2 separate regions of the Homo sapiens genome follow, and region 1 is linked to region 2. A link is an interaction called in ENCODE POLR2A ChIA-PET data of the cell type or tissue named here. Cell type or tissue: K562. All regions are shown on one strand. Each heading gives the region's core, and the rest is flanking DNA. Links, peaks and the distances in the headings are about the cores only.

What was found. ChIA-PET counts read pairs that join two places held together with the same protein. Peaks named below come from ENCODE experiments on the same cell type or tissue, not always from the same donor. Only the 100,000 strongest peaks of a DNase experiment are listed, where the experiment ranks them.
Region 1: POLR2A ChIA-PET joins it to region 2 with 5 read pairs; 3 of 35 experiments call an interaction of 5 or more read pairs at or near these places.

The regions. Positions count from the first base shown.
Region 1 is chrX:71,321,856-71,327,235 of GRCh38, forward strand. No RefSeq gene overlaps it. Among named protein-coding and RNA genes, the nearest start is that of ITGB1BP2, 23 kb to the left of the region's middle. In K562, for the core only: no CTCF peak of the experiment used is centred there; no DNase peak of the experiment used is centred there.
Region 2 is chrX:70,997,189-71,002,568 of GRCh38, forward strand. No RefSeq gene overlaps it. Among named protein-coding and RNA genes, the nearest start is that of SNX12, 68 kb to the right of the region's middle. In K562, for the core only: a CTCF peak has its summit at 1,476; a DNase peak (open chromatin) is centred at 3,173.

The DNA.
Region 1 (5,380 bases), core at 330-5,329, 320 kb after region 2:
TATAGAGTCATAAAATATCTCTGGAAAGATAAATAAGAGATAAATAACATTTATTGCTTTCCCAGGAATGGAACTGGATGTCTAGAGGATTGAGCTGGGAGGGAGAAAGATACTGATTTGTTGCAGGAGGGATAGTTAATGTAATGAAACTGTCTAATATGAAGTTTTTAGAAGTAGAAGGAGGGAGACTGGAATTTGTAGTTTGAAGAGAAAGAGGAAGGTCTGGAACAGCCTCTGTGGGAGAGTGCCAGGGAATGTATGAGACAAATAAAAGGGTTGCTGAGCAGCTGCAAGGGCCAAGTTGAAATTGGACAGCATGAATTTATATTTGTCTACTTCGTTCTCCCTCTAGCAGTTTCTGGGACTTTGGGAGCAGAAAGGAAGAAAGAGGATAATGGAGGCAGAGGTCTCAGAGACAGTAACATTGGAGTGGCAGTTCATGGAGTGTAGGAGAGAAAACTACTACAACTGGGAGATAATTACTTCATCTGGATGAATTGAGAGGTGGATTACCTAGGCATCTCAGTGAGGTTAGAGAGCAGGTGATCAGAGATGCAAAAGTTATTTGGGGCCCAGTGTGGTGGTTCACACCTATAATCCCAGCACTTTGGGAGGCTGAAGCAGGCAGATCACCTGAGGTCAGGAGTTCAAAAACAGCCTGGCCAACATGGCAAAACCTCGTCTCTACTAAAAATACAAAAATTAGCCAGACGTGGTGGCATGCACCTGTGGTTCCAGCTACTCGGGAGGCTGAGGCAGGAGAATCACTTGAACCCAGGACGTGGAGGTTGCAGTGAGCCACGATCATTGCACCACTGCACTCCAGCCTGGGCAACAGAGTGAGACTCCGTCTCAATAAATAAATAAATAAATAAAAGTTATTTGGAAAAGGCTTATATCAATGTAAGATATCTCGGGATAGCCTGGGAGTCTCGCTCTGTCTCCCAGGCAGGATTGTGGTAGCATGACATCAGCTCACTGCAGTCTCTACTCCCGGGCTCAAGCAATTCTCCTGCCTCAGCCTCCCGAATAGCTGGAACTACAGGCATGTGCCACCATGACTGGCTAATTTTTGTATTTTTTAGTAGAGATGGGGTTTCCCCATGTTGGCCAGGCTGGTCTTGAACTCCTGACCTCAGGTGATCCACCTACCTCAGTCTCCCAAAGTGCTGGGATTACAGGCGTGAGCCACCACGCCTGGCCTATTACTATTTTTTTTAATAGATGAGGAAACAATCCCTGGGATGTTATATGATTTTCCTTAGGTCACACAGCTGGCAAGTGTCAGAGCAGGGACTTAAATCCAGGTCTGACTACAAAACCCATATTCTTTTTTTTTTTTTTTACTGCATGTCATGAAATTCAAAGCCTATATTCTTTGATGTCCAGCAATACTTTTTCAGCAAACACTCCCCTCTATTAAATGAATCTTATTTTGCCAGTGACATCTGTTGTAAAATTATAAATGCATTCTCACCAAAGAAACTATACAGAGTTAAAAGCTTTCAGTGACCAAGGGGTTAACTGGGTAGGGTGAGAGAGAAGCTTGGAGGCACTGAAATGAGTTGAAGGTAATTGCAGTGGTCCAAGGGAGAAAGATGAGACTCCAGATTAACGGTATGGTAGGAAAAATGGAACAGGGGGTAATGGATTTAAGAGATAGTTCCAAAGGTAGGAGTGAAAGTAATGTGGCCATGCTGGTCTTCTGTATTCCCTGAACGTATACAGCTCACTCCTTCCTCAGTTCGTCTGCACTATCTGATACTCCTGCCTGGAATTCTCTCTCTCTCTCTTTTTTTGTTTTTTTGACAGGTTCGCGCTCTGTTACCCTGGCTGGAGTGCAGTGGTGATCTTAGCTCACTGTAGCCTCCACCTCCCGGACACAGGTGATCCTCCCACCTCAGCCTCCCAAGTAGCTGAGACCACAGATGCACGCCACCATGCCCAGCTAATTTTTTTGTAGAGACATGGTTTCGCCATGTTGGCCAAGCTGGTCTTGGAACTCCTGGGCTCAAGCAATTTGCCTACCTCAGCCTCTCAGTGTTGGGATTACAGTCGTGAGCCACTGCGCCCAGCTGGAATTCTCTATTTTTTTTTTTGAGATGGAGTTTTGCTCTTGTTGCCCAGGCTAGAGTGCAATGGTGCGATCTTGGCTCACTGCAACCTCCACCTCCTGGGTTCAAGCTACTCTCCTGTCTCAGCCTCCTGAGTAGCTGGGATTACAGGCAAGCACCACCATGCCCGACTAATTTTGTATTTTTAGTAGAAACAGAGTTTCTCCATGTTGGTCAGGCTGGTCTCGAAATCTTGATCTCAGGTGATCTGCCCGCCTCGGCCTCCCAAAGTGCTGGGATTATAGGCATGAGCCACCGTGCCCGGCCTTCCAGCTGGAATTCTCTTACTCCAGATCTTTTTTTTTTGAGAAGGAGTTTTGCTCTGTCCCCCAGGCTGGAGTGCAGTGGTACAATCCCAGCTCACTGCAACCTCCACCTCCCTGGTTCAAGTGATTCTCCTGCCTCATCCTCCCAAGTAGCTGGGATTACAGGTGCCTGCCACCACACCCAGCTAATTTTTGTATTTTTAGTAGAGACAGGGTTTCACCATATTGTCCAGGCAGGTCTCGAGCGCCTAACCTCAAATGATCCACCCACCTCAGGCTCCCAAGGTGCTAGAATTACAGGCGATTACAGGCGTGAGCCACTGCGCCTGTTTTTTTTTTTTTTTTTTTTGAGACAGGGTCTCACTGTGTTGCCCCGGCTGGAGTGCTGTGGTGTGATCACAGCTCACTGCAGTCTCAAACTGCCAGGTTCAAGCGATCCTCCCGCCTCAGCTCTCCAAGCAGCTGAGACTATAGGCATGCACCACCATGCCCAGCTAATTTTTGTATTTTTTGTAGAGACAGAGTTTCGCCACATTGCCCAGGCTGGTCTCAAACTCCTGAGCTCAAGCGATCTGCCCACCTCCCAAAGTGCTAGGATTACAGGCACGAGCCACCACCCCTGGCCTCTTCCTCCAGATATTTGAATAGCTGGCTCTTCATTCAGGTCTTAGCTCAAACATCATCTCTCATGATGGGAACTGATTAATTATCTTGAAAACTGGTCAATGAAGGGGAAAAAAAATCAAACATTTATCCTGCCTTTCCTAGGTGAACTGGGTAACAAAATAGTAGATGAGAGGACATGTTGTTACACAACTATTCCAATGAATAAAAAGAAAAATAATAGAATATAACAATTTTTAATTCTCAACAAATAGATATAGGTAGTGAGCATTAACAACTTTTTGTTTTGTTTTGTTTTGTTTTGTTTTGTTTTGAGATGGATTATCGCTCTGTCGCCCAGGCTGGAGTTCAGTGGTGCGATCTCAGCTCACTGCAACCTCCGCCTCCCGGGTTCAAGCAATTCTGCCTCAGCCTCCCAAGTACCTGGGACTACAGGCATGTGCCACCATGCCTGGCTAATTTTTGTATTTTTAGTAGAGATGGGGTTTCACCATGTTGGCCAGGCTGGTGTTGAACTCCTGACCTCAAGTGATCTGCCCACCTTGGCCTCCCAAAGTGCTGGGATTACAGGCATGAGCCACCATGCCCAGCCTAAAATGATTTTTTTTTTTTTGAGATGGAGTTTCGCTCTTGTTGTCCAGGCTGGAGTGCAGTGGCCTGATCTTGGCTCACTGCAACCTCTGCCTCCTGGGTTCAAGTGATTCTCCTGCCTCAACCTCCTGAGTAGCTGGGATTACAGGCGCCCGCCACCATGCCCAGCTAATTTTTTGTATTTTTAGTAGAGATGGGGTTTCACCATGTTGGCCAGGCTGGTCTTGAACTCTTGACTTCAGGTGATCCACCTACCTCGGCCTCCCAAAGTGCTGGGATTACAGACGTGAGCCACCGCCTCTGGCCATTATTTTTTAAAATTAAAAAAAAAAAAAAGGCCAGGTGTGGTAGCACACACCTGTAATTTCAACACTTTATGAGGCTGAGGCAGGAGGATCCCTTGAGTCCAGGAGTTTGAGACCAGCCTGAGGAACATGGCAAAAACTTGTCTCTACAAAAAAATACAAAAATTAGCCAGGTATGATAGTGTGCACCTGTAGTCCCAGCTACTCAGGGGGCTGAGGCAGGAGGATCACTTGAGCCCAGGGCATGGAAGCTGTAGGGAGCCAAGATGGCACCACTGCACTACAGTCTGGGCAACAGAGTGAGAACCTGTCTGTAAATAAATAGGGCTGGGCGTGATGGCTCACGCCTGTAATCCCAGCACTTTGGGAGGCCAAGGTGGGCAGATCACCTGAGGTTGGAATTTCGAGACCAGCCTGACCAACATGGAGAAACCCCGTCTCTACTAAAAATACAAAATGAGCCAGGCATGGTGGTGCATGCCTGTAATCCCAGCTACTCAGGAGGCTGAGGCAGGATAATCTCTTGAACCACAGAGGTGGAGGTTGCAGTCAACCAAGACTGTGTCATTGCACTCCAGCCTGGGCAACAAGAGTGAAACTCCGTCTCAAAAAAATATGTAATAATAATAAATAAAACCTCTCAGAAATGCCTTTTTTGACCATCTTCTTGTTATAAGTAAAATGTTTATTCAGAAACAGAATGCTTGTTCCTCGGTACCACAAGGAAAAATTAGCATTCAGACAAAAAGTTTTCTCAGCAAGGCAATTTTACTTTCTGCAGAAAGTAAAATTTCTGCATTGTTCCATCTGTGAGGAGCACCCTTTCTGTAGAAAGTAAAATTGCCTTGCTGCGAAAACTTTTTGTCTGAATGCTGATTTTTCCTTGCAGTACCGAGGAATAAGCATTCTGTTTCTGAATAAATATTTTACTTATAAGATTCTCTAAATTAGCACCTACTGTCTCAGTGACTATCACATTACCCTGTTTGATTTTTTCCATAGCCCTTATTGACTGAAGTTTCCTTACATGAGAAGCAATAGAACATGATTGTTGAAAGGGCAAACTATAGCAGCAGGATGCCTGGATTTAAATTTTGTCTCTCTACTTACTAGCTATATGATCTTCAACTACTTAAGAGCTCTATGCTTCAGTTTCCCCAATTGTAAAATGGGGATGATAACAGTGCTTATATCATGGAGTCATTAGGAGTATTAAATGAGTTAACACATCCAAAGCCCCTAGCCCAGTGCCTGGTACAGGGTAAACATATGTTAGCAATTGTATTGCATAATTACTTGTTTACATGTACATTGTTTCTCTTTCACTAGAATATAAGTCTATCTTAGTGCACTCTTCCCAGCAACTAAAATTGCCTAGCATGTGTGATTAATAAATATTTGTTGAATGCAGGACCTAAACTGGAATGGCAAAGAACAGATAGGAGAGAGGCTGGGTGCAGTGGCTCACACCTGTAATCTC
Region 2 (5,380 bases), core at 220-5,219:
CCATTGTATGTTTTTTTTTCTTTCTTTTCTCTTGCTGCTTTTGGTATCTTTTATTTTTATTTTATTATTATTATTTTTTGAGGCAGAGGCTCCCTCTGTCACCCAGACAGAGGGAGTGCAGTGGCACAGTCTCAGCTCACTGCAACCTCCACCTCCCAGGTTCTAGCAATTCTCATGCTTCAGCCTCCTGAATAGCTGGGACTGCAGGGGGAGGGCACCATGCCTGGCTAATATTTTTTTTAATTTTTAGTAGAGACAGGGTTTCACCATGTTAGCCAGGCTGGTCTCGAACTCCTGGCCTCAAGTGACCCACCCACCTTGGCCTCCCAGAGTGTTGGGATTACAGGCATGAGCCACTGTGCCCAGCCTGGATCCTTTCTTATTCTTGACCTTCGGAAGTTTGATTATTAAATCATAGTCTTATTTCAGTTCAATCTACTTGCTGTTCTATAACTCTCTTGAATTCAAGTATTGATAACTTTCTCTAGGTTTGGGAAGTTCTCTGTTATTGTCCCTTTAAATAAACTTTCCACCCCTATCTCTCTCTCCCATCTCTTTATGGCCAATAACTCTTAGACTTGCCCTTTTGAGGCTATTTTCTAGATCTTGTAAGAGTGCTTCATTCTTTTTTATTATTTTTTCTTTGGTCTCCTCTGACTGTGGGTTTTTTTTTCCAAGGTCTTGCTCTTTCACCCAGGCTGTCGTGCAGTGGCACAATCATAGCTCATTGCAGCCTTGAACTCCTAGATTCAAGTGATCCTCCTGCCTCAGCCTCCTGAGTAGCTAAGACTACAGGCACACATGCCACCATACCCAGCTAATTAAAAAAAAATTTTTTATAGAAATGATGCCTTGTTATGTTGCCCAGGCTGGTCTTAAACTCCTGGGCTCAAGTGATCCTCCTGCTTCAGCCTCCCGAAGTGCTGGGATTACAGACATAAGCTACTATGCCTGGCCATGTATTTTCAAATGGCCTGTCTTCAAGCTCATTAATTCTTTCTTCTGCTTGATCAATTCTGCAATTAAGAAACTCTGATTCATTCTTCAGTGTGTCAATTACATTTTTTAACACCAGAATTTCTGCTTGATACTTTTTAATTATTTAAATCTCTGTGTTAAATTTATCTGATAGGATTCTGAATTCCTTATCTGTGTTATCTTGAATTTTCTTGAGTTTCTTCAAAACAGCTATTTCAAATTCTCTGTCCGAAAGATCACATATCTCTGTCTCTCCAGGCTTGGTCCTTGGTGCCTTATTTAGTTCATTTGGGAAGATCATGTTTTCCTAAATGGTCTTCGTGCTTGTGCATGTTCGTCAGTGTCTAAGTATTGAAATGTTAGGTGTTTAGTAGTCTTTGTAGTCTGGGCTTGTTCATACCCGTCCTTCTTGGGAAACTTTCCAGGTATTCGAAGGGACTTTGGGTGTTGTGATCTAAGTTTTTGGTCACTGTAGTCACATCTACGTTAGGGGGCACCCCAAGCTCAGTAACACTGTGGCTCTTGCAGACTCATTGAGGTACTGCCTTGGTGGTCTTGGATCAGATCCGAAAGAATTCTCTGGATTACCAGACAGAAACTTTTTTTCTCTGCCCTTACTTTTACCCAAACAAACAGAGTCTCTCTCTCTCTCTCTCTTCTCTCTCTCTCTCTCTCTCTCTCTCTGTCTCTGTGCCGAGATGCCTGCAGCTGAGGGAGGGCAGAAATGCTTTTTTAAGTTACCACCCAGTTCTAAAGTTGCACTTTGATTAACTTGGTTATTTCCTATGTTTTCATTAGCAACACAGTTGTAAACCACTTCTCCACATAGTTAATCTCATCTCTTAAATGACAGTTATTATTAAAATTTCAATGAGTAATTCTTTTTCTGAGTTCTTAGTTTCCTATATACTTATTACAGCATTAATCATGTTACCTGACAATACCTACTCACTAATCAATTCCCAGTGAGAATTGTTAGACACTTATATCCAGTAGCAAGAAAGAAAAAAATTAAAATCCTTAAGACAAATAGTTAGGGATATGCTTTCAAATCTGGGATGTACAGTAATTGAAAGTGTGAGCCTCCTTGGCAACTCCCAGAGGACATACATTAACAGTAATCAATCCACTGTGTGGCTTGTTACATAAGTACTATAGAAGCCTTGGGAACATTTGGAATCTGACAGAAGCCTTATGGAAGTGGTTCCATGGGGGTTGGCTATTTGCATATTTTCCTCCTATTACAGATAAGGGAAAAAAGACTGAAAGAATATATACCAAAATGTTAATATTGATTATTCCTGGGGAGTAGGGCTGCCAGTTTTCTTTTATTTTTTATCTGTATTATCTAAAATTTCTAAAATAAATATAACTATTATAAGAAAATTCCAAATAATAAAAGTCCAAAAAGATGGTTTGTTTTAACAGTAAGTAAGCTGAGTTGCATTTTCTACCATCTGTTTCAGTCAGGGAAATGAATAACATCTTCTAGGGCAAAGTAACAGGGTAAATGGAGACCCAGAGAAAGACTGATTGTTCTCTATGATAAGCATTCTCTAGAACATAAAAGGAAGTAATGAACAGGACTCCAAGCTTTGTTCTTTTGTGTCTCACTCCCTCTCGATTCTTCTCTGGCTTTGTTCCACACTCTGAACATCCTAAATCAACTTACAAGTGGTGGTCACCAAAAGAATCTACAAGGAAGATTGTCTCTCTAGACTCTGATTCCATCAAATATCCCCTTTCTCTTCTATTTTCCACATTTTCTTATATACCTACAGACAGGCTTAACGTTTCCCCATTCTAAAACAAAGTTAAAACACTATTTCTCCCCTATCTCGTTACAAACTACCATCCTTTCTACCTCCTTCCTTTCATAGCCAGATTTCTGGAACAATTAATCTACAACCACTGTCCTTTCGCCCTGTCCATTTGTTCAATTTGCTGCAGTCTGCCTTCTGCCGTGACTCCAACAAACTTTAAAGGAAAGCTTCCTAGTTGCTGAACTTATTGGCCCATATTTATACAGCCTAAGGCGATTGGTTGCTCTTATTTCCCAGAAGTTCTTCTTGGCCTCTGGGAAGAAAGGAGTGAAATGGGAAGAAATGACACTACTGTCTCTTCATTTTTTTTTCTTACCTTTCCCTTTCAGACTTCCCTCTTCTGTTCAACACTTATTCATTGGGATTCCCTAGGGTTATGTCCTAGTCTCTTATCTTCTTACACCACCTGGAACAAAGTTTATCTACTTACACAGCTTCAACTATCATCTATACAATGACAGATTGCAAAATTTTTTTTACAGTTAAATCTAAGTTGCTTTATTCTTTTTTTTTTTTATATATATACTTTAAGTTTTAGGGTACATGTGCACAATGTGCAGGTTAGTTACATATGTATACATGTGCCATGCTGGTGTGCTGCACCCATTAACTCGTCATTTAACATTAGGTATATCTCCTAATGCTATCCCTCCCCTCTCCCCCGACCCCACAACAGTCCCCAGAGTGTGATGTTCCCCTTCCTGTGTCCATGTGTTCTCATTGTTCAATTCCCATCTATGAGTGAGAACATGCAGTGTTTGGTTTTTTGTCCTTGCGATAGTTTACTGAGAATGATGATTTCCAATTTCATCCATGGAAATTTTTAATAATAGCCTCGAACTCTTGCTTAAGCTCTAGATTTGTATTTCCAAATTACAATTAAGCATCTTTACCTACAGGTTACAAAGAGGTACCCTAAGCTCCACTAGTCTAAAATCAGACTTACCTTCTCTACTGCCACAATTTACTAAATTCTTGAATTACATTCTCATTCACAATCGCAAGCCATGTTCCTAAGCTAGAAGCTTTTGCTTTTGCCTTAATTATCCCTTCTCCCTAACGCTGCACATCTAATCAATCAGCATACAGTCCTGTTGATTTTAACTCATAAATATCATTCTGTCAAGCCTAGCCTTTCCCCCATACTGCCTCGATCTTGGTTCAGACTCTCATAATGTCCAGCTTGGACTATTACGTCTGCTAAGTAGTCCTGCCACCAATCTCTCTCCATTCTACACCTGTTCAACTTCCACACTACTTTCGAAATGATCTTTACAAAACAAAACTCACTCTTTTGACTCCTCGGTGCCTACAGGATAAAACACAACTCCTTGGTCTAGCATGTTAGGATTCAGTCCAGGTTGTTAGCCTCACGCTCTACTCCACCCCCAAACTCCTGCATGCTAAGCTTCTCACCATTCCACAAACACAGCAGGCCCTATAATGTCTCCATGTCTTCACACATTGTATCCTGTCCTCTTAGAATGTCCTTTTCTTTCTTCCTCACCTGACAATGTCCTACTCATCCTTTAGTATGTGTCTTCTTGGGAAAGACAAACTAGCTATTATTTATCAAGGAGTTTTGCTAAACAATTTATGTTCATTAGCTTATTTTAATCCTCAATCAATTCTATAACTACTATTATCATTTTACAGATGAAAAAGCTGAGATTTAAAGGGGCTAAATAGCATTGTCATCTAGTAAATGGTGGGATTTAAATATAGGTCTTCAAAACCTGAACTTTTAACCACTATGCTACAGGCAATGTGTATTAAACATAGTTGATTGTTCTGTTCTCTGTGTTCCCATAGCACTCTGTTCACCACTCTGCAATGGCAGTTACCACACTAGAATGTAATATTTCTGTTTACACAATATCATCCCCCACTAGATGTAAGATACATGGTGATAGAAATAAAATATTGCAGCCGGGCATGGTGGTGTGTGCCTGTAGTCCCAGCTACTCGGGAGGCTGAGGTGGGAGGACTGCTTGAGCCTAGGAGTTCGAGTCTGTAGTGAGCTATGATGGTGCCCCTGCACTCCAGCCTGGGCAATAAGAGTGAGATTGGTCTCAAAAGAAAGAAAGAGAGGAAGGAAGGAAGGAAGGAAGGAAGGGAGGGAGGGAGGGAGGGAGGGAGGGAGGGAGGGAAGAAAGAAAGAAAGAAAAGAAGGAAGGAAAGAAGGAAGGAAGAAAGAAAGAAAAGAAGGAAGGAAAGAAGGAAGGAAGGAAAAGAAAGAAGAAAGGAAGAAAGAAAGAAAGAAAGAAAAGAAAGACTTAACCAATCTTTGTATCTCAGTGTGTTTAGCACATTATAAGTGCTCAATAAATGTTCACTATATAAATGAATTTTGAAACTTCTCTTTGGCAGTAAGTAGCCTTTTGTTTGTTGCCTTGCTTTTTCTTCTTCTGACTGTGTCTGACATGGTTGGGCTGTGTCCTCATCCAAATCTCATCTTGAATTGTAGTTCCCATAATCCCCATATGTCCTGGGAGAGACCAGGTGGAGATAATTGAATCGGGGGGACGGTTTCCCCCATCCTGTTCTCATGATGGTGAGTGAGTTCTCATGAGATCTGA